Regions from separate parts of the Mus musculus genome. Here regions 2, 3, 4, 5, 6 and 7 are each linked to region 1. Evidence: chromatin loops called from intact Hi-C (ENCODE). Cell type or tissue: heart. All regions are shown on one strand.

What was found. A loop is a pair of places that touch in the nucleus more often than their neighbours do. Peaks named below come from ENCODE experiments on the same cell type or tissue, not always from the same donor. Only the 100,000 strongest peaks of a DNase experiment are listed, where the experiment ranks them.
Region 2: it touches region 1 in a loop (2.0-fold over the local background); 2 of 42 quality-filtered maps call a loop at or near these places.
Region 3: a loop joins it to region 1, with 7 times the contacts of the local background. A loop is called at or near these places in 2 of 42 quality-filtered maps.
Region 4: a loop joins it to region 1, with 6 times the contacts of the local background. A loop is called at or near these places in 19 of 42 quality-filtered maps.
Region 5: a loop joins it to region 1, with 4 times the contacts of the local background. A loop is called at or near these places in 17 of 42 quality-filtered maps.
Region 6: it touches region 1 in a loop (2.4-fold over the local background); 3 of 42 quality-filtered maps call a loop at or near these places.
Region 7: it touches region 1 in a loop (4-fold over the local background); 3 of 42 quality-filtered maps call a loop at or near these places.

The regions. Positions count from the first base shown.
Region 1 is chr15:93,517,485-93,521,484 of GRCm38, forward strand. The region is part of intron 1 of Prickle1 (prickle planar cell polarity protein 1); the gene reads right to left. Among named protein-coding and RNA genes, the nearest start is that of Prickle1, 76 kb to the right of the region's middle. In heart, CTCF peaks have their summits at 1,552 (motif pointing right) and 1,755; DNase peaks (open chromatin) are centred at 947, 1,577, 1,907 and 2,477; H3K4me3 peaks cover 3,295 bases; H3K27ac peaks cover 4,000 bases.
Region 2 is chr15:93,334,805-93,338,804 of GRCm38, forward strand. Yaf2 (YY1 associated factor 2) reads right to left here and starts at 2,131. Exons shown (of 4, transcript NM_024189.6): 1 at 1,953-2,131; 2 at 1,536-1,661. The coding sequence starts at 1,978. In heart, no CTCF peak of the experiment used is centred here; DNase peaks (open chromatin) are centred at 1,247, 1,457 and 2,187; H3K4me3 peaks cover 2,747 bases; H3K27ac peaks cover 2,187 bases.
Region 3 is chr15:93,975,803-93,979,802 of GRCm38, forward strand. No RefSeq gene overlaps it. Among named protein-coding and RNA genes, the nearest start is that of Gm30609, 15 kb to the left of the region's middle. In heart, a CTCF peak has its summit at 1,967; no DNase peak of the experiment used is centred here.
Region 4 is chr15:94,211,785-94,215,784 of GRCm38, forward strand. No RefSeq gene overlaps it. Among named protein-coding and RNA genes, the nearest start is that of D630010B17Rik, 33 kb to the right of the region's middle. In heart, a CTCF peak has its summit at 1,838 (motif pointing left); no DNase peak of the experiment used is centred here; H3K27ac peaks cover 1,225 bases.
Region 5 is chr15:93,574,306-93,578,305 of GRCm38, forward strand. All of the region lies in intron 1 of Prickle1 (prickle planar cell polarity protein 1), which reads right to left. Among named protein-coding and RNA genes, the nearest start is that of Prickle1, 20 kb to the right of the region's middle. In heart, CTCF peaks have their summits at 1,759 (motif pointing left) and 2,866 (motif pointing right); a DNase peak (open chromatin) is centred at 1,746.
Region 6 is chr15:93,273,457-93,277,456 of GRCm38, forward strand. It overlaps Gxylt1 (glucoside xylosyltransferase 1), which reads right to left and starts at 1,723. Exons shown (of 7, transcript NM_001357006.1): 1 at 1,420-1,723. The coding sequence starts at 1,625. In heart, no CTCF peak of the experiment used is centred here; a DNase peak (open chromatin) is centred at 1,875; H3K4me3 peaks cover 3,300 bases; H3K27ac peaks cover 1,774 bases.
Region 7 is chr15:93,263,835-93,267,834 of GRCm38, forward strand. The region is part of intron 1 of Gxylt1 (glucoside xylosyltransferase 1); the gene reads right to left. Among named protein-coding and RNA genes, the nearest start is that of Gxylt1, 9.3 kb to the right of the region's middle. In heart, a CTCF peak has its summit at 2,075 (motif pointing right); no DNase peak of the experiment used is centred here.

The DNA of each region.
Region 1 (4,000 bases):
CCGGCACCCCGTGTGGCAGGTCACACCGGTCTGTAACTCCAGTTCCAGGGGATCCATGGCACCAGGCATGCCCGTGGTGCACATACATGTGCACGCGGGCCAAGTCCCCATACACATAAAACCAATCAAACATCTGTCAATGTTTTTGTGACTATGAAGTCTAAGATCGTAGCACTGGTCACTTCCCAATAAATTTCCACGCTGGCTGCTGTGTGAAGATTGCCCGGATAGTGTAGAATCCTTATGAGACTCTTTAATTAACCTGAACTGATACTGATCTGTGAAATTACTGGGCTGCAGTTCCTTAGGTTTCTGTCCCCTGCTGCTAAGTGCCACCCTTTGAGCTACAGACTTGAACAGCGTCTTTGTTAATCTACTTGTTAACAAGACCCTGGCTCACTGAGGGTGTCACCCCGAGGTCCTTAGTCATTCAGCTAAACATACAGGTCAAATAAGTGTAACCAAGGGCAAATGTGGTAGCATGGAAGCCCGAATACTTCTGTTCTCAAAACACAAATTAGATATACACATTTCCTTGCTTATGCCCTTAGTTTAAAATGAACCCAGAGCGAGCAAAAGTTGGAGTCGAGATTTGAATTTCCCAGTAAGCCACACACAATGATTAACCCTTTCAAACACACAGAAAGAACAGTCCAGACCTGTTGCCTACAGAGACAAAAGGCACTGCTAACATAACCCAAGTCAGCTCTATTTGTGCTGGAAGACCAAGCTTAACAAACTTATCGGAAGGTTGCTAATGCAACTAACTTCCCTTTTTAAAGTACTTCACGCCAGCAATCGGTGGCATTTGGACATTTGCCACTGGGTATTTTCCAGGTAAATCTCCACCCCATTTTCCCAGCTGTTATGTGCCACCAGTTGCCAAAATACTAGGCAGTTTTTCCAAGAGAGTCTGTGGAACTCTTCGACAGCATTCTAACTTCACAAAAGTACATTCCGGGACAGACCGCTTAACAAAAGGAGGAAATTCCATGACAAGGCATGGTACTTTGCCAGAGACACTTCTGGAGCGATCTAAGCTTGCGTACTGTGGCCTGTGACAAATCACGCAAAGCCGTGTCTACCAACACCATCATTTTCCACAGTGGGAGACACATTTTCTCAAAACTGTGTTCCCATCAATCTCTCTCTGATTTTTTTTTTAATTTCTATTTTCGGCAGCGGCCCAAGGAAACGGCGGCCAGACCTGACTCCAATGTACACAGAGACTCGGGTTTCACCCCGTCACCTGTTGGCTCCAGAACAACATCTCCTTTGTGAAACTTACAGCTCTCATGGAACGCGCTTCTCGAGAAAACACTTCCAGAAAGTATGGGAGAAGACTGGAGTCGTCAAAAACAAACAAAAACAAACAAAAAACAAAAATACTCCACACCGCCCGCTTTATCTGCACACGGGTTAACCCAAGCCTTTAAAGACAGGATAGGAAGAAGGATGTCACCATCTTCAGGGACACAGCAGGGGTGAGCACGGCGGGGGCCACCCAGACCTGGGGAGAGCCTCAGTCCTCCGCCCGGGCGGCGGTGACTCTGGCCGCAAGGGGGCGCCTCATCCCGGTCTGCCCGACGCCCTGGTGGCACAGCGGAGGCCAGCGCCCACCCCGCGCTCCTGTCCCCGCGGTCCGGTCCCTTCCACCCGGTGGCAGTCCCTACCCCGTGCCCGCATCCAGCAAGCACTGCGCGCCTGCGCGCCTGCGCACCCGGCGGTGACCCCAGACCCCAAGCCCGACCCTGTCCCCGGTCCCCGGGGCGCACAGACCGTTTGCGTTCGCCGCCGCTCGCTCCACCCCCAGCTCGGCTCCGGCACGGGGCCGCCGGTCGCGGTCGCTCCGTCGCTTTCCAGGAACTGTCACGCTGACCGTCCTCTGGCAGGTGTCCACCGGGGCTTGCCCGCGCACGGCGTTCCTAGAAAAGTTACCCAGACGCCGGAGCTCCGCCGCCCGCCGCGCTCCATCCCCCGTGGCACAGGACTGCGGCCAGCGCGCTGCAGACGGCCCTGGAAGCTTCTGTAAACTTCCCCCGCCCGCAGGTGCACGCGCGGGCGCAGGCGAGTGTGCAAGGGGGCGGTGCTGAGCCTCGAACTCGCGGCCCCACACGCTGGGCTAGGGAGGAGCTCGATGAAGGCTTTACACCCCCAGCCCCAAGGGGCTACAGCTTACACAAATCATCTCCAGGCTGCCCATAACAATGCCAGCAAAAGGCGCGTTTCACCCAGTTCTCACTTGGAAAGGCTCATTAACATACGAATTCTCCCCCCTTAGGACTTTCTTGCATTTAAAAGCAATTCCTGTGGCTTAGAGCCGGAGATTTATTTTTTATCAGTAAACAACGGCGAAAGCAAAGGAGTCAGGCACACGATGCACTTAGGGAAAGCTAGGAAGAGTTTTAACTCCTCCTATCCTTGAAACACCAGAAAACGCCCCGCTGCACGTCCATGTTAATCTTGTTTCTGTGCTATTTATAGGAGCTCTCAGAGAGGAATTTGGCTTCAGCTGTCTGCAGTAAGGGCTCGGAGAAGCAAAAACTGGACCTCAAAGCGAGCCCAGGAAGCAACAACAATTACTAATGATCATTAGGAATTAGCAATCAGGAGAATCCACATTCTAAGCTACAAGCTGTAGTTGGGATCAGGTGAGGGGGATGCCAAAAGAGGGGTGAGGAACAAACTTAGATGCTCCATCCTCCGTAAAAAGCTATGGAATAAACGCACCTTGAATGCCACCAGTTTCTACTTTAAAGCCGTATGGTGATTTTGCAGCATATATTTATTTATATAAGAGAACAATAGCCTATTGTAACTGCGATTTAAAAATACACAGGTTGCCATAAATAGATCCCTCCTCAAGTAAATAGTTGTGTGGCCAAATTCTGTTATCTCTGCTGCATTGTGAAGAAGCAGGGTACAAGCTGGATTTTTTTTTTTTAACGTTGCTAGTTTTTTTTATTTTAAAGTGACAGAGACCAAAGGGTCCTGGCTCTGTTAGAGTAGTTGGGAAACACTACAGACATCACAAACCATTATTTGCAATTCAAGTGGATTCAAGTTTCCCAAATGCTTCCCAGAGAACAAGAAGTCCCTCTGTCCTGAGAACACCGGAGTTTGTGGGAAAACCTCTAATGAGCCCATTTCCCCGTTGATCTGTGAGATTCACCAGTGAGAGTTGTGTCCGAGTCAGACTGCTCTTTAACTCGTGACTTTGGTCAAATTTTACAATTTTATTTTTGGACAAGGGTTTTTCATACAGCGTAGGCCACACTGCCCTCAGATTTGCTGTTTATCCTAGCCTGACCTCCCAAGTGCTGGGGTTATCAGAGCAAACCACTATATCAGTCTCAATTTCCCCATTTCCTATTTCATTCTGTTTGACTTTCTCAGAGAATACATGGGCTACAGGCATCCTTAGAACAAATGTACAACCAGCCAACAGACTTTTACATCACCCTCTAAACCGGCATGTTAGTAAAATGCAGATTATATGCTGCCAGGCTGACCCCTTTTTAACAAGAACTCTTAAAGGAGAGTTAGCTCCACACTGAATGTGGAGAGGCGCAAATATCCCCACTCCATCCATCCTGTGGTGAGGTTTATCTGTATTAAATGTAGCCAGCTGTGGGTGTGTTACAAGGTAGCTACTTGTAAATACTGTTTGCTACTTTTCCAGCAGGTACTGTCAACTTCTCTATTGTGTTCCTGCCCAAGAAGCAGTTTGGAGACAGTTAGAAACTTCCTACTAACTTTCAATCTGAATGAGACGGACCTTTCCGTCTGGTCTGAAAGGCACTGCTATTGTCAACAGTGAACTTATGCAGATGGAAGCAATCCCCCCCAGCTGGCATCCTTTTGTTTCAGCTAGGTAGAATATTCAGTTATTTGATGATCACACTTTAGGGGGCTGAGAAAGGAAACTCAGAGATTCTCAGGGTTAGCTTCCTCCCTCTTCATTTCCACAGAGAGGGTCCTCCACCCCCACTTTCTCCTC
Region 2 (4,000 bases), 180 kb before region 1:
TCAGGGACTCAGCCTGGTGCTTCTCTTCTGAGTGTCACCACCTACTCTACTTCTCGGGGCTCCTCTAACCCCAAGACTGGCTGTGGAGTAGGACACACCAGCTTGCCCCCATCCTTGCTGTCCCTGCAAATAAACAAATAGGCTCTTCTAATCCAGTGTTCGTCTAAAAGTATGAGAGGATACAAGTAAAAACAAAAGCAAAAAAAAAAAAAAAAAAAAAAAAAACCCAAGTCAAATGATCTCCATATTGCTCATTTACAAATACACATATATTATACACTAAGCCGTTTCCATCCTTATATAGACATATACACCGTGCTTTCCAAAACACTTAAAACGTGAGTCCAGAAATAGCAAGTAGTTTCTCTTTTTAGAATCTTTCCTTGAACTTAAAAGGGATTTAAAACCTTGCTTTTTAATAGACACCAAGAAATACTAAAAATATTGTATTCAATGTAAATGAGAATTCGTAGTAAAAACCTATTGAGATTTATGACAGGTATGTCAAAAACAACCAGTATTGTAGAAACAATAAAATCCTGACATGTCTCTACACTTACAATGTTAGTAAAATTCTATAAACTGAGTTTTTAAAAAAAAAACAGGATACATCATTTTTAGAAATAACTTTGACTATTTAGAATGTCAAAATTATACAGGCCCTCTGTTTCAAACAGAAAATTCCCCGTATTCTGTAATCATTTGTATTTGAATAGGCTTCATAGCAGCAAAATAAATGCCTTACTTAAATATTGCTACAAATCACTGTAGAAGTGGATTTAAAGGCGGCCTTCCCAAGGGAACTATGACCAAGTGGAGACAGATCAAGAATGCTACTGAGTTCGAATTTCCTAAATTTAACTCTTTTAAATGGTTTTTTTTTTTTTTTTTGGAAAGACAATTATAATACTATATGCCTACCATACAACAAATCCAGGGCCGGCAACAGACAAAGATCATGTCATCTCGTTTGTGTAAAAATATCCAGGCACTGGAGTAAAACTGCGTTGCTGGGTTCACCTCCCAACCAACTACTTAACTGTAAAAAATTATTACAGAAATAGAACAACAACAAAAAAAAACCCAGACGCGAAACCTTGGCCTGACCCTTTCCGGACATCCGTTACTAAGAAAGTTTAATCCATTACGATCCTACAAGCGATACTTTTTCCCCAGGGGGACCGAGTGACATCGCGGCCTTTCCTCCGTCCCCTCCCCCGCCCCGGCTCCCCGTCCCCGCCCCCTCCCCGCACACTAACACCACAATGCGACCAGCGATCACGGTCTCTGCGCCCGGCTGGGGAGGGGGCACCGCACCGGCCACGCATGGAACGGCACGGCACGGCAGCGGCCGGCGACCCCCATGGATAATTCATCCTCCGCAGCAGGCGCCACCGCCGCCGCCACCGAGCCCTCGCCGCCAGCCGCGGCTCAGCCGGGTCGCGCCCCACCGCGGCCGCCGCCTGGCTGGCCGCCCCGCCGTCCCGCGTCGCGCGGGGGGCCCCGCGGGGGATCCACGGGCGCGCCGGACTCACCGGGTGGAGGTGCCCTTCCGCACATCGCACATCATGCACTTGAAGGCCTCGGCGCTGTTCCGGAAGGTGCAGACACTGCAGTCCCAGTAGCCCTCATCCGAGGCGGGCTTCGGCTGCCGCTTCGGCCTGCAGGACACAACCGGACACGACGCAGCGCGGGGTCAGCCGCAGGCCGCGCCCGGCCCCGCGCCCCGCCCCGCCCGGCCCGCGACCCCCGCCCCGCCCGGCGCCGCGCGGGGGAGGGGAGCGCGGCCGCTGACCCCGGCCGCCATCGCGGCCCATTGTGGGCAGCCGCGCGCCCCGCCGCGCCGCGCCGCACCCCCTCTCCCCACACACACGCGCGCGCCCCGCGCCGCGCCGCTCCACGCCACGCCACGGGACCCCGGGCCGCGGGCGCTCCGCCGGCGGGCGCCCTACCTGGTGGGGCTCTTCTTGTCGCCCATGCTCGCTGCCGACGCGCGCCGGTCTGTCAGCGCCGGGGTGAGGGGCCGGCGGAAGCGCGGAGGCGAGGGGGCGGGGAAGGCCGCGCCGCGAGCTGCAGCCGCCGCCGCCGCCGTCGCCGCCGCCGCTGCCGCCGCCGCCGCCGGATCCCACGCAGCCTCCAGCTGTCGGGGAAACTCCTGCCTGCGCGCACGTGACCCGCGCCGGCCAACCAGCGGCCGCGCCGGAGACTTCAAACGCGGGGAGCGCGGCCCAGCACCGGCGGCGAGTTCGCGGCGCCGCCTCCCTCCAGCTCGCCCGCCCGCTGGCTGCCCCGGAGCGCTCCGGCCGTGGCTCGCACGCCCCGAAGGGCGCGATGGCAGGCGCCCGCAGACACGCGTGCGCCCGGCGCGGCGGGGACTGTCATCCTTCCTTCTGGGGAAGCGACCCAGAGGCTCGGGAGAGGTTCGGTGCCCTGCTCTAGCTTACATAATTCAAACGTGACGAAACCAGGGTCTGATCCGGTTTTAATTGCAGCGGCGTCCTCCTGGCCTCACGGGGCTCTGCAGTGGCTTGTTATAAAACGGACGCTCGTGAGCCTACGTAAGGCAGACGAGGTTGCTTGTGCCCTGGACACCACCTCCCCGAGTCTCCTTACTCCAGCCTGTCGGGGATACACACCTCGCCTGCTAGACCCAAACAGCCATCTCGCTGGTCCTTGAAGCTCTGCTTCCCACCTCGCCGATCTGGCGGGTACCCCACAACCAGAGTTAGCTTGACATCCCTCTGATCGAGGGGCGACTTTAGCATGCCAAGTCGGTGAACCGTCATCAGGAAAGCTGCCCCTGAAGAAAGGAGAGATGAAATCCATCCCTTCTCGGAGCCCTGCCTTCTTCTGCCTTATTTGGGTGTGCTGATGGAGGCGTTGTAGCCTCCGCATCAGGCTTAACTAACTGAAGGGGACCCAGTTCAGGCACTGCGTACTTAACAGTTGATCTGACTGTGTGGCTCCTGGGATACTATAAGGTTGTTTAGAAAATGTATCCAGCTGGGCCAGAGCAGGATGGAGCAAATTTTCATCATGATACTCAGAGTGAGATGGCAACTAAAAACTTGAGGAGTTAACTGTTTAGGAAGTCCTTAATATTTTGAACTATATCGTCTGTGGGTAATTGAAACAGGAAAGCAAAACTCCAGCAAAAGGGAGACTACTGTATTGATGTGTTACTTACCAAACAAGAGTTAATAACCAAACTGGAGGATGCTCTCCTTTTTATCATTGGGAATATGATATTAATTGGGGTAATTAAGAGGGAAATAGGCTTCAAGCTTCTGAGAAAAGAAAGTCAAAATGAATTATAGCAGAACGGGTGGGAGTATACAGCTCAGAGATGGAGCACTTGCACAAGGCACTGAGTTACTAGAAATTTGGAAAAGCATTTAAAAGATTGTTTTATGTGGGGTTTGCTTGGGTGCTTAGTATTACTTTATTTTTGCAGAATAGAGAGTCTGACTTAGTTGAGTGTAAAAGTTATATATTAGAGGTTGCGTTAATTTTCCAAGATAAAAGAGGCTGAGTGGTTTATGCAATGGAAATGTTTTTTCCCATAATACTGGAGGCTCCGAGTAGAAGATAAAGATGTCAGGGCTGCTTTCATCCAAGGCTCCACTTTGCTTGCAGATAGCCATCTACCTAGGTCCCACCTTCAAAGGGACATCTTTGTATGTGAGTGCCTGTATCCTAATCTCTTTTTATCACTTCTGCCTATGCCATGCTCTCTTATAAGGACGTCACTCATTGGATTAGCACCTACATTAATGATCTCTCTCTCTCTCTCTCTCCTTATATAGGCATCGGTGTTTCTCCTCCATGTATGACTGCGTGCGTGTGATGGTGTTGAGTCCCCTGGAACTAGAGTTACAGTTTTTTGTTGTTGTTGTTGTTGTTTGGTTTTTCGAGACAGGGTTTCTCTGTATAACCCTGGCTGTCCTGGAACTCACTTTGTAGACCAGGCTGGCCTCGAACTCAGAAATCTGCCTGCCTC
Region 3 (4,000 bases), 460 kb after region 1:
GATTATATATTTAATTAAGACTGCCTTTAGCAATGAAGATAATTTACAGTTGCACAAGACATGGATTTTCTAAAAAACACCCAATTGTGTTAATTTTTCAAACTTCTCAGAAAACATGTAACCAAATTCTCCAAAGCACAGTTCTCAACTTCCTGGAGGGAAGAATTTGGTACACATTTTTATTTGTGAAAAATTTATGGATGACTTTTCCTGTTTAAAATCCTCGTTATTCTATAATTGGGCTCAGTTGCGGATTCAGTAGGAACCTTATTCTTTTAGAAGGTCTCTTATAATGTTAAAGACTGTTCTGATCAAGAGATTCATTATGTGTCAAAATGATAATAAGGAAGTCTCAAGACTGAAGTAAATCTTATTCAAATATCATACACATGATATATATCTATCTCTATATATGTATCTATATATGTATCTATTTATGTATCTATATATGTATCTATATATGTATCTATTTATGTATCTATATATGTATCTATCTATCTCTATATATGTATCTACACATATATAAACATTTATGTTTAGAGTTAGTGACAGGCATTTTACTGTTGTTGTTGGCCATAAAACACTTAAAGAGTCTTAGTGCAAACTCTTATTAACAGTACTGATTATTACCCGGTACCAAAAAATGTAAAAAATGTCAGTTAGCTGAGTATTTAAGTATAGGATGCTGTATTAGCTACCTCTATGCCTAAGCTACAGTACTGTTTCGGAGGAATCACGTCCTTCTTCGTTGTTGGCATTGGTAACCTGGTAAATGCTAAGCTGCCAACAGACTTTGCAGGCTTGTGAATCCGGTTCGAGTGATGCAGAATGTATGGTATGATGCCCAGTGTTAGAGAAACGCCACTGAGCTTTTGGTAAATGTCAAGACGGTTCTGCAGGAGAATTTTACAGTGAACACAAGCCTATATCAAGAAAGGAGAAACGTCTCAAACTAAACCCTGTATCTGAAGACACTAAAAAAGGAGGAAGCTAAAATCAATGTTTTAGAAAGAGGAATGAAATAATGAACATTAAGGCAAAAATAATAGGATAAAACATAGAAAGATCTATCAAGAATGGTTAACAACTGCAAATTGATGTGATATGCTACTTCAATAGAATGCAGGGAAACACCAAGTGATTGTCTCAGTAGATGTGAAACAATAATATTTGACAGAGTTTGGCAACTTGTCATGATAAAAAAACCACTCCGACAAAATATGGAGAGAATTTACCCCAACCAATAAAGACCATACATGAAATGAAAACACCAAACTAACAACACATATAAGTTTACAATGATAGCAAAAATAGTAGGCTAGGAATAAGTTAAGAATGTAAAAGGCTTACACATTGAAGATATAGTATGTAAAAGGTGTTCATCATTGAGTGAATGCATAAAGAAACATATACAATGCGATATTATTCAGACTAAAAAAAAGCTCATATGGAACTTTCTGGAAAAGGTGCACACATGGCAGAGTTGCCAGGGCTCTGCCTCTTGCAATCTTTCTGTTCCTTCTTCCATGATGTTTCTTATTGCAATGAGTAGAGCTTTTACCTCTATATTGGAGAGAAGTGGGAAGAGAAGAAATCCCTGTCTCATAATTTTAATAGGATTACTTTGAATTTTCCTCCATTTAGGATAATCTTGACTGTGGTTTTGTCATATATGCCTTTATTGTGTTGAAGTATTATCTTAGGATTTCCATTGCTATGATCAGGGCAACTCTTATAAAGAAACTCATGCAATCGGGGCTGGCATGCAGACTCAGAGTTTTATTCCATTATTATCTTGGTGGGAAGCACTGCTGTGCACAGATAGGCATGGTACTGCAGCCAAGAGGGGAGTTCTATATCTGGATCAGCAGGCAGCAGGAAGAGGGGGTGACGCTGGGCCTATCTCAAAGCCCACCTCCAGTGACACACTTCCTCCAAGAAGGTCACACCTCTTAACCCTTGTAAACAGTGCCACTCTCTGGTGACCGAGCATTCAGATCTGTGAAGCTATGGTGTCATTCCCATTCAAACTTCACCACCTTCATTCATCTCGCCTTTGTTCCTTCTTACGTTTTTCCTATTTTTCAGGATGGTACCAGATATTTTCCTGTCATTTCCAAACCCCGGGTTGTCTTTAAACTTTTATTCTTCACTCCCCTTCCAAAGAATCCAGACATTCACAAAGTCCTGGTGACAGATTTTGTGTGCCCCTTATAGTACTGCCACTACAGCATGACCCATCAATAAGCTTTCTTCTCCTGTCCACCTTAATGATTTTTAAACATTGCTCACCGATAGAGTTACCAAATATGATAAAAAATAGTTTCTGAGTTAAAAAAAATTAGTTTTAGAAAGTCTACACTTAAAGAGGAATGTAGTTTTCCTTTAACATCCATACTATTAAACATACATTAAAAAACTAAATCCAATAAGTTTTTCACATTGCTTTCTGGAACATTTATATAAAACATAGATAGACATGTATTTTGTTTTCATGTTTCTCCATAATTCTTGTGATAAAATGTTATAGTGATTTAGTCATATGAACCGTTCACTGAGATTTAACCTCTATGAAGTGAAAACTTAAGGGTTCTTTGGAAAGTCAGTTGAATGGTGTTTTGCGGGGGCAAACACATGAAGGAATGTTTAGCTAAAGTGGGCGCAAGTGAAAGGCCAAGGCAGCCTCAGGAAGGAATGTTTCACTGTAGCAGACACAGGAGAAAGGATGTTCTGCTAAAGCAAGCATGTGAAAGGACACGTGATAAAGGATTCTTTGCTAACAACACACATGTATTGGCTTACTTTACACTGCATAGTTGAGCTGCATTTGTCATGACTCCATAGACAGAAACACGCCAACAAGCCTCTGCTGGTGTGCTGCAGTTTCTTGCCACTTGTGTAGACTTGGGCTGCTTGACAGTGATGTCAGCTGAGACGGATGCATGTACTGAGATCCAAGACACATGCCGATGCAAGACCTGTGGAGGATACATGATGTTCGGAATGGATTCAACTGACAGTTACGGGGGCTGAGTTAGGCTTGCTTATAGAGCTAGCTGTGCAACGCTTGTTGGTCTCACATCTTCACTGAACTTTGCTTACCTGAGAGAGGCACAGCAGAGGTGATCATTCACCGCGATCAGGTAGGCTTCATCCTACAGATGCAGCGATGCTTCAATATATGCAAATCCATCAATGAAATACACTATATAAACAAAATCAAAGGAAAAAAAACCCATATGATCATCTCATTAAATGCTCAGAAATCATTTGAATAAATTATACAGACCTTCATGGTAAAAGTCTTGGAATGGTCTCCTGGTCTCCCTCCTGGTCCTTCCTGCTGTCTTGTGCCTAGGCTGAAGCCTGGCTGTCTCTGCTAGGTAGTGCCACCACTACTGATACATGTTTGCTATCCTGACTCTACCAAACTGGATTGCTGGTGTATCCATGATGTTTGCAAGTGGATAGAGCTGCTGCTAATCTGTGAACTGAACTGCCGATTTCCAGACAACATAGATGGGAGTTGTTCCAAAGAACCTTTCTAAACAGGTTCACTTTCCCCCCTTCCCCTCCATATCTTTTCTTTTCTACTCCCTTTGGTGGGTGGTAGGCTACAAGGGAGGTAAAAGTGTTTAAGAACTATCATTAAAAATAGGTTTTGAAAAAATTAAAAATACACTTATAGACAACACAAAAGCAAAACAAGGAAGCTACATATAAAGTAAAGATTACTACAGGGAAAGCTTGTGTGCTATTTACTCTTAAAGCATGATGAATATTTCTGAGAATCTTTGAAAGCGACCTACGAAGTTCATGGGGAGAGGGGTTCCGTGATGTGTTGCAATTACAGAGGAGAGCTAAATTCCGTGTTAGTGACTGAATTCTAATTATCCCACATCATGTGTACATAATGAGGAAGCAAAGAATGTGAGTGATTGGGTAGTTCTGTTGACAATTAAATCCTGATCATCCCTTTAACTGTTGACTAGTCAATGTG
Region 4 (4,000 bases), 690 kb after region 1:
CCCACTTCTGGTATTAAATCTTCTATATTAGTTACTTACTCAAAGCTGTGACAAAGATAGATAGATAGATAGATAGATAGATAGATAGATAGATAGATAGATAAACCCGATTAAAAAACAGACACAAACAAAACCCAAAACCTTATTTTTCTTACAGTTTCAGAGGGAGGCAGTCCATACAGGCAATGCAAGCATGGCAGGAAAAACAGGAAGTGGCTGGTTTGGTCACATTGAATTCACAGTTACAAAGCCAACAGTGATGAATGTTTGCATTCAGCTTGCTTTTTCTTTTTTATTCAACCTGGAACCCCAGCCTATATAATAATACCATTCACACTAGGTTTTCCATTTTAGCTGAGGCAATCTACATCACTTACCATAGAAATGCTGAGATATGTTTCCACGATAACTCTAGAGCCCATCAAGTTGACAATCAAAATAAACTGTCAGTGTAAAGGGAGGCTGACAATTGAACAATATGAGAACACTTTTGTGTTACATATATTCAAAACAATAATGAATAATTTTGCATAGAGTAGTTGAATATATATATATATATTTTCATTTTACGTGCATGTGTGCCAGATCCCCCTGGAACTGAGTTTACAGATGGCTGTGAGCCACTATGTGTGTGTTGAGATCCAAACCCAGGCCCTCTGTAAGAGTACTGGGTACTATCAACTCTGAGCCATCTCTCCAGCCCTAGAGAATACTTTTCCTCTTAAGAACATAAGTCTTAAAGAACAAAATTTAGCAATAATTTTTAATCAGGAGATAGAAAATGCCACATAACACATTTTAGTCACTGAAACAGTTCATGGTAAGCCAATAGAAGTCGAATTTAATGCAGAACAAAGTAATTTTTACTCCTGACTCCTTATTACCATAACTTAAAAACTTGAATTCTTTAAGAATAAAAATAATAGACGTATTAACATATATGTCACTGTTGATTTAGTCTGTTATGAGTCTTACCCTCAACAGAGTGCTAATAGCATTTAGAATTTTAGATAAATAAGTACTTATTTTGAATGACTGACATTTTGGTCTTTGATAAGGGTGCTGTTCCCAGACACGGCTCCCTCTGAGGTCCACTACGGAGCTCTTTCTGGATCTTTCCCTGGGGTTTGACTATTAGCAGCAGCTGCTGGAGAAAATAATCCATACGAATCCATTCAACTGCAAAGCTTAGGATCCTCTGGAGGATTACGGGATCCAGTGGTCCTGGGAGCAAAGGGCCAACAGAATAAATACTTGGTAGGTTCTGATGGCTCTGTTTTATGGGTTCTAGCATCAGTTCCCGCACAACTCAACCCAAAGGGATATAATCAGGGGCAGCCAGGCTGTGTTTTAGAATGATAAAAATCCTCCTCCTTGGAGCTGGGGAGATATCATTCCATTGTTTTCTACTTTAAATTGGATGATTTTGATTCCATTGTAGATCAGGGGAGAGCACTCTTTTCAAGTAAAAACCCTAGCTTCTGTGAAATTTGGAATGTAAGAAAGCCTTTCTCATCGTTCTTAAACTGCATTATTTCTAATGGTTACTTATTTCAGATTGAATTAAGTCAAGCTTAGTAGAAAAGGATTTTTATGTCTCTTCTTATTTGCATTTGTTTGTCAAAATCTCTTTAAAGCGATTTATAGGGTAATCTTCCAAAAATTCTCTTATGTTTGACTTATTTGTAAAAGCGATACATTTGTGTCGATGTTTTATGTTTTACATTTTTTTTTCCAGCCCATTTAAAAACCTCACTTCTCTCTAGTCAATCCTTAAACAGTTGGGGAAAAAAAAATCATGTTCTCGATTTCACATGAAATACAAGAGTGCCCTCTCTTGTCCACCACAGAGTAATACAGCTGAAAAGGAAAGGTCCTCTTTAGTGACAAGGAACTGATAGAGGCATCTCTAATAATAAATACACCTTAGATTTTAATAAGAAAAGGGAGATTTATTGCAAGAAAACCACAATGCAAGGAGGGCTGAGTCTCAAGAGGTAGATACACTGAGTCTGAATAGACCTAGGAGTTAGAATGCGTTTCATTTTCAAAGTCACTGAAATATTTGCACTGTTAGGGAGATAGCAATCCCTCTGATATGTATCTATAAATAATAACATGTTGACTTTTCACTTTTAAAATCACTGAAATAAAAGCAACGGAAATATGATGTTGGTAGCTATTGTTGTTGTCAATACAGGATTGCACAAACTGTGCCACACCTGCTGAAGGGAGTTTTTGTTGCCCCATCTCCCTTGGGAAGCCATTGAAACAAACAAAATGTATCTAGGTCTTTGTGTTAGCTAGGAAAGACCAACCTGGTGTAGAGATTTCCTGGTCAGGTCAGACAGAATGTACTAGTGGAGACCAGAGTCCCTGCCACGTTCCAAGAGAGGCACAAGGGATACTATGCTGTGGTTTTGATTGGCTTTCCCAGAAGTTTAAAGTGAAAAAGCAACCACACTGTGTTCATGTTTCCTGGAATCTCAGATGAGGCAGTTATACCAATAAATCCTTCACCTTCTATGAAAGATGTTTCCTTAAAGCATGAAGGGAAGTTGTATTTATTAGAGGGATTTGGGGGAAAGACAGCACAAGTTTTTAAATCTAAGATTACTCCTTGCTCAGCTCCCCCTGACACATACACCCCACACTCTAGCAGTGTTTTATGCTCCTGTCAAGCGCTGCTCACTGACAAATCTTAGTCCTACAACCACTCCCCATGGTTTGAGATCTATCCCAAGACAGAAGTAACCTCTGAGGATCAGAGTCGCCCACACAGGACATAGTGAGCTTCTCCATAGGTGGCTGTAGCTGTTTGCAGAGTCTAAGGTCACGTGTGCACAGAACATCTGGTGCTCATTTCCTTCTGAGATATGCTGCCGCTGCTGCCGCCGCTGCTGCCACCATCTGAATAACGGATCACTCTGAAGCTCTGTGTAGCTGCGTAAGAACTGGATCACTCACTACCACGGGGGTCTCCCTATGGCTATTGTGAATCCCACAGCTCTCCTGTGTGACAGAAGCTATTGTCATCTTCCCTTTACCCAGAGTAGTGAGCATCACCTAGATCACATATCCAGATTTACTGGCTGGAAGTTGAGTTTGAACACAGATCAAGGAATTGAGTGGTAGGCTTGTCCTGTCCTAACTGTTCTCACCTCCCAAACTCATATCTGCTCTTCAAAGCTCTGATCTTCAACAATGTTGCTTCATGAGTTGTTCCCCCTCTCTCATTCTCTCTCTCTCTCTGTGTGCGTGTGTATGTGTGTGTATGTGTGTGTATGTTCCAAACAGCATCATCCTTAGCTATCTTTTTTAGTGGTTGTTTTATTATTTATCTATTTGCATATTTTTTTCTCCAAAGGGTTTCTTTGTGTAGCCCTGGCTGTCCTGGATATCACTCTGTAGACCAGGCTGGCCTCAAACTCAGAAATCCGACTGCCTCCACCTCCCAAGTGCTGGGATTAAAGGCGTGCACCACCACTGCCTGGCTCACACATGCGTTTCTTATAGGAAAGGGCACTTACCTATAGAGTGATGAGGCGTAAAACAGCGTCTTAAGTAGGTTGACTTATCATCAAGGTATCTATCCATTCTGCCAGTACTTACTAAGACCTGATGATCCTAGGTGCCAGGTGTACAGCAGTAGATGAGTAAGGTCAACTACATGCATAGTTTTAAAACTAATGAATTGAATATGAGGAGAGCTCTAGACATAATTTTAATTAATGCCCCACTTTGTTGGTAATTATCAGCTTTTAGTAGAAAGGTAGCTTGCCAATCTATTTTTTTGTCCTTATTGATGGACTAATTGAGAACATAATTACAGCTCATTAAGAGTTTTCTGAAGATCTATAGAAGGATCATCAAGATACAAACAGAAGTATCTTTTAAAAAGGGAGAAAGCAAGTGATAGGGGCCAATAGGGGAAAATATAGAATCTTTCTGATTTTTTTTAATTTGGGTAATCTATTGGAATGAGTTACAAATTGAAAAT
Region 5 (4,000 bases), 57 kb after region 1:
CACCAAGTCAACACAGTCAGACAGCAATACAAACATTGTATGTTATTATTACTATTATTATTATTATTTTGTTTTGTTTTGTTTTGTTTTTCGAGACAGGGTTTCTCTGTATAGCCCTGGCTGTCCTGGAACACACTCCGTAGATCAGGCTGGCCTCGAACTCAGAAATCCGCCTGCCTCTGCTGCCCAAGTGCTGGGATTAAAGGTGTGCGCCACCACTGCCTGGCTGTATGTTATTATATTATACTTCCTCCTGTGGAACACTTCTCATGGAGAGAGCCCTGAGCCTGGACCTTGAAGCACAGACCTTCTTTAAGCTAGTTAATCCCACCTTGGAGCAATACAAGGGTGTGGCTGTAGGGAAGGCAAGGTCTGGGGCAGGGGTCACACGACCGCAGAGACTGAGCTAAATGCTTCTCTAGAGTGCGTAGTTTGGGGATGGGGCAGTAAGGAGGGATCATGGGAAACAACTGCTCCTCTTCAGGCCTCTGTGTGGGCCAGGAAAGATAAGCAGCATGTGTGTGTGTGTGGGTGTGCGTGTGTCATCTATGTGTGTGTGTATCTATGCATGTGTGTGCGAATGTCTTTGTGTGTATATGCATGTGTGCGTGTGTGTATACATATGGTGCACGTATGTGTGAGAAAGTGTGAGTGTGTGTGAGTCTGTTTGTGAGTGTGTGTGCATGTGTGTATGCATCTGTGCGCCAGTGTGTGTATATGCATCTGTGTGCAAGTATGAGTATATGTATGTGGTTGTGTATGTGTCTGTATGCATCCGTGTGCAAGCACATGTATGTGTGTGTGCGTGTGGTGTACATGTGTGTGTGTGAGAGAGAGAATATGCTTGTGTGTGTGTGCTTGTGTATGTTTGTGTACGCGCACACTGCAAAGGCCTGAGTGTTCTGCCTCAGGGACCAGCCCTCTTGTTTTCTGACAGTGTCCTTCACTAGCTGGGAGTTTTCCAGGTAGACTAGCCTGGCTAGTCCTTGAGTCCCAGAGATTCTGCCTGTCTCCACATCCCCACCTAGGGAAAAACTACAAGTTTTTGTCACCAACTCAAGTTTTTTAAAGCATGGGTTTGGGGAGGGGGGCAAATCCGGTCCTCGTGCCTATATTTTACCAAATGAACTATCTCCCGAGCCATGTTTTTTGTTTTGTGTAGCCCAGGCTATCTTAAAGCTTGCTATGTAGCTTAGGATGACATTAAACTCCTCACTCCAAACTCCCAAGAGTGTAATTATATGTCTAGCATCCCTACCCCCAGTATATTATTTTAGCAGTAAATAAAACAAGAAAGGAAAAAAACCCAATAGTACATATTCACATTTTCATATATATTCATATTCATATTTCCCCCCAAAAGAACCTTTCGGACCGTCTCCTTTCACTTGAATGTACCCTGTGTATTTTTTCATACTACTTTCTCTCTGTACTTTTGCTTCTTAGGCGGTGCATACTTTTTCCACCATTTTGTCTTAGCTTTTAATGTCTAGAAGAGCTGTCTGCTAGCCCTTTTCAAAAGCAACATTATATGAGACATTAAAACAGTTCAGGTACAAAGTGAGTTCAGCAAGAGACAACATAAGAGTGTTAATTAGGGATCATCTTTAACTCTAACAACAAAATTTCCAAACCTCTTAGTGCGCCTAGGTTTGCAGTTTTAAATGAAGCCAAGTTCCTTGGTAAAAAGCCAGCACTTCTGGGTGTGCTTGGTTCGGAAGAGGTCGTTTCTAGCTCAACAGTGCCCCCTAGTGCTTATTTTCCTCCTGTTGGCTGAGGGAGGAGTTTTGCAAAGCAGTCACGTTAAGGACAGTCTATTTGTCACTGGATTCATTAACTCAGGTTTTAGATCACAGTCTCTAGCACACTTATGGCCCAGCTGTGCTGATTAAGGAAATTGATTGCACTGTTCTGAGGTCTTGGAGAAAAAGCAAGACACAGACGAAAAATCAAAAGCAGGCATTTAACATTTTTTTTAAACCGACCTGTGCAATTAAACCTCCCCTTCAAACAAGACAAATTAACTCCTTTGTGGTGACATAGTCCCTGGGATAGATGGATCAATCATGGGGACACAGCTCTTCATGTTGAAGTTGAGGGATATGATAGTTGCCAAGTCTGCTGGCAGGTATGCCTGGAAGCTGAAGAGCAGATTCTGAAAGCAGGGATAGGTGGAGGGCGTCACGGGCACCGCATGTCCCAGGGCATTCCTTCTGAGAATCAATCGCAATCAATGTCCCAGCGTGGTATCTGGTGGCACCAGGCTAATAGGAAGCTGGTCTCAGGTTCATGAGCTCATTAGCCGTTGCACTGGCCTGGTGCGGAGACACCTGGGTGGCTGTGTCCACCTACCTGACTAACCCTGCTGGTGCCGGTAGTCTGGTCCTGTTTCTCAACTCACTCATGACCTATGTTTTACTATGCATTGTTATAAAGCTGTCTGGGTCCGTGCTTAAATGACTGTTTTCCAAATGGGTCATGAAGTGACTTCGTGATAAAATTCACAGGAGTCCTAAGGAGTTAAGGAGCTTTGGCCTCGGTTTTAAATAAATCCCATATGGCAGCTCGGCAGACAAGACACATCTCTGACTTCCACAGCTTGTGGGCTGTGATTTGCTGACTGGGTGCAGCTCTCCTGCCTTTCTAAAGCATCCGGCTTATTCATAATTATGTAAATCCTCAAGAAAGGCCCTTTACGTTTATTCAGTGTTCAAATTATTACTTTTTTTTAATCTAGGAGACTACTTTGTCACTGTTTATATATCGATATCAATAATAATAAAGTTTAATTTAAAAAAATTTATTTACTTTTTAATTTATTTAATGTATGTGATACATGGTTGCTGTCTTTAGACACAACCAGAAGAGGGCACTAGATCCCATTACAGATGGTTGTGAGCCACTATGTGGTTGCTGGGAACTGAACTCAAGACATCTGGTAGATCACTCAGTGCTCTTAAGCCCTGAGCTATCTCTCCAGCCCCCGTCTGCAGTTTAATTTAATAGGAAATAGTTGGGTGGATTTCATTTTGACCCTAAAAGTTGTCTTAGCAAGTATGAGACCTTCTAGGATCCTAGACTTTATCACACAGATTCCCCTCTCCCAAATCGCCCCCTCCCCCAAATTCTACTTTCATCTGGTTGGCAGAGCAACACGTGGCCCCCTTCTGCAGCATTCCTATGTAATATCAGGGTGAGGAGAAAGTTCAAGTATTTTGGCCCCCTCCATATTGTGTCATAGATTGGGGTGGTCCTCAAGCTAAAACAAAAAGCAACCCCAGGAAGCACTCTCCCACTGAGCGGCATTCCAAGCATGATAAAAGCTATTTTCTGAAGGAGGTATTTGAAGAATAAAATTACAGGTTATTTTCTCCTCTAAGAGAATACATAAAAGCTAAAAGACAACAGAAGGAGGAAAAAGAAGAATGCCCGTGTAGCTTATATTACATAGTTGATTGAAAATAAATTCCTTGAAACTAGAAGGGAAGCCATTACCCACTTGTTAAACAGTTGTCCGAGTCTATGCTCGATCGTAGGAAACCAAACGCTGGCCAGACACTGGCACCGGTCTGCAGCCAGTCCTCGCACTTGCCTCCTTGGAAGCAGTAGGTGACTTCGCTGGTTAAAGGCTTTGGGTTCAACCGCGTCAAGATCCACATCACCAGCTGGGAGCTTGGATTTGCTTTTTGCTGTATCGTGTTATGATTCCTACCAGCATCTCACATGTCCTGAGCCCTTAGGTACTGATGAAAACATTCAGCCTGATGGCTCTCAGTCCTCCTTGGACATCACAACACTCACGTGCTGAGGGAGGTCCGTCATTCCCTGTCATTCCCCTCCCCAGAGCGCCTGGGAGCTAAGCGCTGTCCTGCCACACAGCAAAGCCTTGAAGGCTGTCCTGCCACACAGCAAAGCCTTGAAGGCTGTCCTGCCACACAGCAAAGCCCGGAAGGAAGGACCTCAGCTTCTTTTTCCGGTTCCTCCTACGCAAGACCTGGTC
Region 6 (4,000 bases), 240 kb before region 1:
CCCTTATGGCTGGGATACAAACTCAGTCCTTGGTCTGTTGAACCTGGGTCTCATTATGCAGCCCAGGCTGGCCTGGAACTCCCAATGAAAACCAGACAGGTACTGAATTTTCCATCCTCCTACCTTACCTCCTGAATGCTGAGAATACAGGTGTAAGCCACCAAGCCTAGTTTGAAATAATCGTTTCAAATAGGATATACTAGTTGAAAGGAGATTTCTCTCAAACACTGTCCTTACCATTTAAAAATGTTTTCCTTCCAAGTTGGATTTTTTTTCCCCAAATACTTCTTATGTAATTCTGGGCAATTAATACTTTTGTTTTGTTTTGTTTTGTTTTGTTTTTTGAGACAGGGCTCCTCTGTAGAGCCCCGGATATCCTGGACATTGCTCTGCGGACCAGGCTGGCCTCGAACTCAGAGATCTGCCTATTTCTGCTTCCCGAGTGCTGAAATTAAAGACATGCACCACCACCGCCAGGCTTTTAAATGTGTAGCCCAGGCTGGCCTCGAACTCATGGTCCTCCTGCCTCCGCTCTCCTCGGCAAATCCTACTGGGGGTCTGGGGGTGTAGGTTGTAGGCAGTGGAACCTGAGAGCACACCTATACCCCACATTTCTCTGACTACAATCAAACCATAAACCAAGAGCTCACTATCTCCATGCTAGCTTCTCTTTTACCCGCTTCCCGCTGGAAAAGACCATCAACTCTCAGATGCTACATAGACAACAGCTCAAAGTGGATGTACTCTTTTTACAATTCCTGTCTTCCACTCTCCAATTAGTTGGTCTCAGAACTGCCCAAACACAGGAATCCACCAAGGAGGCAGTGCGAATTAAGTAAACTGCCCAAACAGTTTTCCATTTAAATTTCATGATTCTAACCGTGGCAGTGACTTATGCAAATCCACCAACTCATTATGCTGTGTTATAAATATTCATTTCTTTTTTTTTAAAGTGATTTCTTCATACCTTACTCCTCCCATAGATATAAGCATATTAAGTATCACTCATGTTTCTGAACTTCCTTTACGTTTCCAAAAAAACGAATATTTTCAAAATAAAAATTCACAGCTCGCTTTATGCCACATCCAGATTTCTTTAGCTACGGCTACTGATAAAAAGCTAAGATTTAGGCGGAAAATTTAGACACCTGGGAGGTGGAGGGCTCAACTAGGGCGCCAGCCTGATTCTCAAATTACTCAGCTTCGACTCCATGGAAACAGGAGGGAATCCCACTAGCCGCAGTGTAATTAGGATTTTGTGGGACACCACTTACTTCCAACGAACCTTTCAGAAAGTTGCAAAGCGATTCAATTTCTAACTGGTCTAACACTGAATCTGAAGCCAGCCAGCCAGTGCTCGGTGATGGAGCGGCGCGTCCGGCCCTCCCAGACCTCCACTCCCGGCAATGCGGCTCATACCTGCCCGTCCGGCCCGGGCCCGCGCTGCCCGCGCCTCTCCCCGTGCCGCGTCCACCGTCCGCCAGCCAGGAAACTACCGCGGCCTGCGGCCTGCGGCCCCCGGCAGCTCCTTCCTCCAAGGACACCGCGAGCTGGCTGAAGGCGTACAGCAGCGAGCAGAAGCCGCAGGCCAGGCACAGCCCTACGACCCGCAGGTAGCGCCGCATCCCGGCCCGCGCTGCCGCCACCGCCGCTGCCGCCGTCACCGCCGTCACCGCCGCCGCCGCCGCGCCCGCCCGGGCGAACTACGAAGAATCGCAACGCGCAGCCGCAGCGTGACCAGCCTGGTTCCCGCCCCTCCCCGCTCCGCCCCTCCGCCCGAATCCCCGCCAGGTCCCACTCGGTCCCATGCCGCCCAAGCCCAGCACCCCACACGACACGCCCCTAGCCCTGCCATGCCCCGCCCCGCTCACAGCCCCTCCCACATCCGGCGCAGGCCCCGCCTCTGTTTCAAACCACAGCCCCTGCCTGGTATTGTCCCGCCTCCGGGCCACGCCCCAACGCCCGGCCAAGGCTCCGCCTCCGCAGCGCACCCGGAAGCGGAGCTGAGCGCTGGCGCTCTCCCGGCCTTCACGCCGAGCCTTGAGATGGATGCTGGTTCCTCTTTACAGATTGCCCGGCTCTGAGCTGTGGACAAGTGTAGCGAAAGAAGCAGGGCTGTAGGCCCTTGCCCTAAATCTGCGATTTTTCTTTGCGCAGTTTGTGGCGCTGGGCAACTTGAATTCTCAGGCATCGCTGCGTTGACTAAAAAGAAACCGTGGTTACCGCACTTGCTAACTCTTCCTCGACCCATCCTGCTCCTCACGGACCTCAGCGTCGGGTCTAAAACATCTGTGCTTCGTGGGATGTCGTAAGGCGGCGGTAGTGCAATGGTGCTTTGCTTGCCCATCCACACAAGGCTGGGAAGGCAGCCTTATTAGACGTTGCTGACAAATCATTTGCATACCCAAAGCAAAACTGGTCCTCTCCAAACCCGGCCTCCCTTCCTTCCCGCCACACTCCACGCCTTGAGCTGGGTCACGCTGAAGCCTCGTAGGGACCTAGGGACGGGGAGGAAGGCAGATATTGAGAATGTGCAGCTCGGGGACTTTGGTACGGGAGACCTGTGGACGATTTAACAAAGCTTAAACTCTATGATTATTCTTAGTCCCTTAATAGGCTTTCGTTGACCAATCGTGTCATACCCAACATACTTTTGGCTCAAAACCTTTAAAGCAACCTCATCGAATCAATGGTTTCCACCATTCTGAAAGCTTAAAATGTCATTAGATGAGATCTGACACCTGTCAGTTTTTCCTGTTTGCTATAATCAATCTGATGGTCCAACCGGTATCTGGAAACTGCCTTAACTTCTGACTTTATTCTGTATTGGAACGTGTTATTCCACCCAACCCGAATCCATGTTCCCAGGCAATACACACGCCATTCACATCTGGTGCAAAAGCTCTTATTCCCTTTTGAAGAAGGCTGTTGTACAAAGACAGGATAGCCACCGGGTGTGGACACGCCCCAAAGTGAGTCGCTTGTACCTTCCAGTTAGTATAGCAGAGTATTCCTGAGCGAGGGTGGCCCTCTTAAGAGAAGGAATTCTAGACTGAGCGAGCAATGAAAGCGGCTCTCGTATTCAGGAGACTGAGAAGCGCGATGCCAGGATGAGTCCGCAAGAAAGGACTCGGGGAGTGGTTAAGACTGCAGAGAGGGATAGCAGTTACTCTTGGAAACTCTTGGAAGTTTGAACTTGATCTGCTTGAAGGTTTTTAAGGAAGGAAGGAAGATGATCACATTTGCATGTTAGAGAGCGAGTCTGGTTGGAGTGAAGGCTGGGACAGAGATGAGAGATTGGAGTAAGCGAATCCAGAGCCAAAACTGAGACTTAAACACTTAAAAATCCACTTAAAATGCACACAAGATATACTTGAACACACTTAACCTGCACATGCACCTAAATACATGTAAACAATTAAATGCTTTAGATGCACGCTTAAAACACATATTTTTAAAATGCACTTGAAACAAAAACATTTAAAATACAAGTAAAATGCACATATTTTAAAAATATACAGGCAAAACCACACTGAAAAGCACACACTTAAAACTAGATGCATGCACACTTAAAAGTGCACACACACGTCATGAGAAAAACCTCGCTATTGAATTGTTCAAGTTGCATCTGGGTCACTGAGAAGTGTGCCCACAAAGGACAATGTGAGGGACAATAACAGGCATAAAAGCTCTCATTCCCTGGCTCTATGACCATGGCAAGATCACCTGATGAACTATGGGCTGTTTCCATCTCAGAAGGATTAAATGTCATGCCTTAACTCCCCCCCCACCCCCCAAAAAAATCCAATGAACAACGAAGATGTATAAGGAGAAAAAAAAAAACATACATTTGTTCATTCAATAAATATTTATTGAATATTTTCTACATGCCAGACAAGAGGCTCGGATGCACAGTATTCAGGAATAAAGGAGTGTCCTACCCTCAAAAAGGAGACAGGCCAGTAAAAACAAAGAGAATAGTACATCTTTCTAACACACC
Region 7 (4,000 bases), 250 kb before region 1:
CAGAAGAATGAAAAGAAATCCACTGGAAGCTTCTACGTTGCAGGAACTGATGGCTAACGTTTACTAAGCTTTCAGAGGGAAGCAGCCATTCTGGTAATTCTGGCCCAAGTGAACAGTGGGATTGTCATCATGCTCTGGAAATGTGCTTTATCTGAATTCAATAGCAAGATAAATGCTACCAAAAAAGAGTTTTAAAATAAAACCTATTTTCCATATAACAAGAGGAAATCTCTAGATAATTCAAAGAACACCAACGGGCTCTCCTAATCCAGGAGAGAATAATATAAGCAGGAGGCACAGCACTGCCTGCCCATGGGCACAAGGACACCTCAGCATGGCAGGGACTGGGAGCTGGGCACACAATCCTGGGGCCCAGCAGGATCCCGCAGACCACTCACAAAGAGAGGAGCCCTGGACTACAAAGGGGTTAGATTTTGTTGCAGACAACAGGGATCCAGCTCCCTTGGCAGGCTTCCTACCCAGCCACCCCTCAAGTCCTTCTAGATAGCTCTCCAACTTCCTATGTCCTAAGCTACTGACTGGAGTAGTAATGGATGGTTTTGACTGTCAACCTGACATAATGCACAGTGAACAAGAAGGCCATCTCAGGAGGAAAACTGCCAAGGTTAGATTGGCCTTCAACTGCGATAGTTTCCTCTCATCAACTCCTGACATGAGGCCTTCACGAAATGTCAAGTCTTGTCATTCTCTACCCAAGGTCACTACTGCAAACATTACCAGGCAAGCTCTGAAACACAAGAGTGTCACCATCCTGACTCGAGAATGCAGTAACTGGCATGGTCCTGGCAAACAGTGTGAGTTTAAATTAACCATTACGTAGTGAGCCTCAAACTCTCTTGCTCTCAAAGGACAAGTCAGGCCATCCCAGGTTCTCCTCCAGCAATGTCTCAGGACTGTGACTGCCTTACCTACTCGTATCAATACTTGATTCCTCCCTGAAGGCAAGAGCAGGATGGGATACAATCCAATACAGCCTTCCTCACGCAGTGACTTAAAAGGTTACACTCCTTCAGTAAGGATGTCTTTACCCTCCGCTTCCCCTAACACCTCCAGGCTAAAGATAACACAATCCTTCCTTAGCTGTCACATCCCCTCCAAGAGTGTTGTAGCACACTACCTTTTGGGTTTTTTAATATTTTATTTATTTGAGGCGGGTATACACACACAGTACACACATGGATGCCAAAGGGTCACCTGCAGGAGGCAATCATCTTCCTCCACTATGTGTCCTGAGAGCCAACGCAGTGTGAGGCATGTCAGCTCCAGTATCTTTACCAGATGAACAATCTCACCTGCCCCAGGATTTATAAATACTGGGTACTAAATACCCAGTATTAAAGATTCTAGCTTTAGATAACTGCATGTATAAACACACACTATCTGTAATGTCTAATGGAAGCCTTTTATCATCTTGTCTACATAAATTGTTGACTTGACACAGCTTAAGAGTCATCCGAGAGCAGAACACCTAGATCAGAATGGCATGTGGGCATGTTTGTGGGACTGTCGTAATGAACAGTGTGGGAGGTACCACCCAGAGGTAGGAGGGCCTTGGCTCTATAAGGGCAGCTGAGGTAAGCATGCAAGAAATCCAGCAAGCAGCACTTGTCCATGTTCCTGCCTTGAGTCCCTCCCCTGCCGTCCTTCAGAAATGGACTGTGTGACCTGGAAGTACAAACCAAATACACCCTTTCCTCCCAAGCTGCAGTAGTCAGGATATTCTATCAACCTAGAACACACCTAGGTATCAATTTATCAGTTAAGCTCAACCACAAATTCCTCTAAAAGCTATAGCTTATCTTAATAACATTTGGAAAAATTGAGCATTTACACATAGTATTATTAAAGTTAATAAGTAAAAGATGAGAAAAGGAAGAGAAAACCCAACCAGAAAAATCAACTTAGTTATATGATACTGAAATACAGGAAAAGAAAGTTTTATACAGTGAAATGTTTGATCATCTACTATCTAATCTTACCTACTCTCATCTACTAATTAAATATTAAGGGCCTACCTAAAAGCCGCTTCCCAAAAGCAGTTCATTCCACAAACATCAGAGGGCAGCATCCAATAGGGATTCCAGTAACTCAGAGAGAACTCTTTACACCTGACAGTGGAAGAAATAACAGGCCTGGTGAGCATTCACATTAGGCACTACCGAGGAATTTCCTGAATAACAATCACTTTATGCTCAGCTTTAGAGCAACCAAACTGAAAACCCAATTGCTATAGAAAAACTGAAGCATTTTCAGAAAACCAATGTCTTCTTAGGGCTCAAAATTTTAAAAAAACCCACTAGGTGAGAATATCTTATGAATAGAAATGTTTTCAGGTCAGGAACTCTTTGGAAACATTAAGATCTCCTCCCTCTGACTAAGACACCGATACATCTTATCTTTTTCTTCTTAGATTATGGGTACTATCTTAGAAAATTCATTTCACCAACATCTGTTTATAACAAAAATAAAATGTCACAAATGCAGGTATAATGGGAGAAAAGAATCATTAAATACATTCCAATTGATTGACTGAAATTACTCATGCGGTGTTTCAAGCTGGCCACGAGACCCGGCGCTGACAGCCTTCACGCCTACCCCTGCTTCGCTGCGCTGCGCTGCGCTCCAAACGCTGAGCTGAGGACACTGCAGCTTTCCTCCTAAGGCCGGAGAAAAGCTGGCTCATGCTGCAAAATGGTTCACGGTCACTGCCTTCCAATGCAGCCATCTGACGCTGACCACCCTTAGGGACAGAGTCGGGCACGTCAGTGACCTAGGACACCTCATCCTAGCAGCATGGGGCTCTGTCTTCTCCATGGAGTCAATTAAAAGTTACTATTCTGATATCAAAAGATCTATAAAATGTCAGACTTGCAAAACTCTTGTGTCTAATGTCCCACAAACCGCCTTGATCTATGATCTAAGACTGGAGTCCTCAGCCGGAAGTCCTATTACCATCTCTAGGAAAGGTGCATACCAGACTAATGATGAAATACGACTCTGGGACCAGGGTCTGACTGGTGATCTTTTAGATACTGCCTGTTGATTTCTGTACACTATTGTATAAACAACTACAGCACGAGAATGTTAAGATCACTAGGAAAACTTGTACTGTTACACAAGGTTTTCCTGACAGATATACCTAAGCCCACAAAGTTATATGTCTTAATTTTAAAAAGTTAGTCAGGAAAATAAATGTGTGTCTAATAATAATGCTTGTCTCTTGATTAGAAACGCCCTTTCTTATAGGCAGCCAAACTCAGTGGTACCCTAACTAATAACATATATTTCAAATTGTGTCAAATTCAAGTGCCTGAAGATCCATTTAATAAGCCTCACAAACTTTTCAGATAAAGACATTTTCAGTGTTATTTTAACAGTTTATTTACAATCAACACCTAGCATGTACCTTTGTTCTTGGCCAGGGGTAGCGGTGGAGGTGGGAAGGGTGGGCATGGGGGACTGGAACTAACCAGATTATTCCATGTCTCCTGTCAAACCGCACAACAGGGTAACAACGGAAATGAAAATAGAAATCTCAGTTTTCCAATAAAAATTACTTTGTGAAGTTGGGTGTAACAATGCCATTTTCTTTGCAGCTCTCACTTGTTTTAGACAACAAATCATTTGTGCATTGTTTCCAAAATCTGTCTGGTCCTAAGGTCACTTATTAGACCGACAGATACAGGGTCCTAGCCTCTACCTCATTAACCAAGCAGCAGCAGGGTAACTGAAGTAACCAAGGCCAAGCCTGAATGAGAAACAGTGTAGCAAGTGTAGCAAGCAAGCGTCCACACGGGACTCAGGAGTGGAGCACAAGCCTGGAATTCTGTAACCCCAGAGCATGACACAAGAACGCTCTGGTTACAGCCCCACCGAAGAACTGTTCATCAGAAGTACCGCCACTGGCTTGTCTACTATGCATAGGTATATGGACTGCTGGACCCGTTCATCCCCTCAAACGTCTAATGAGTTTTAATCT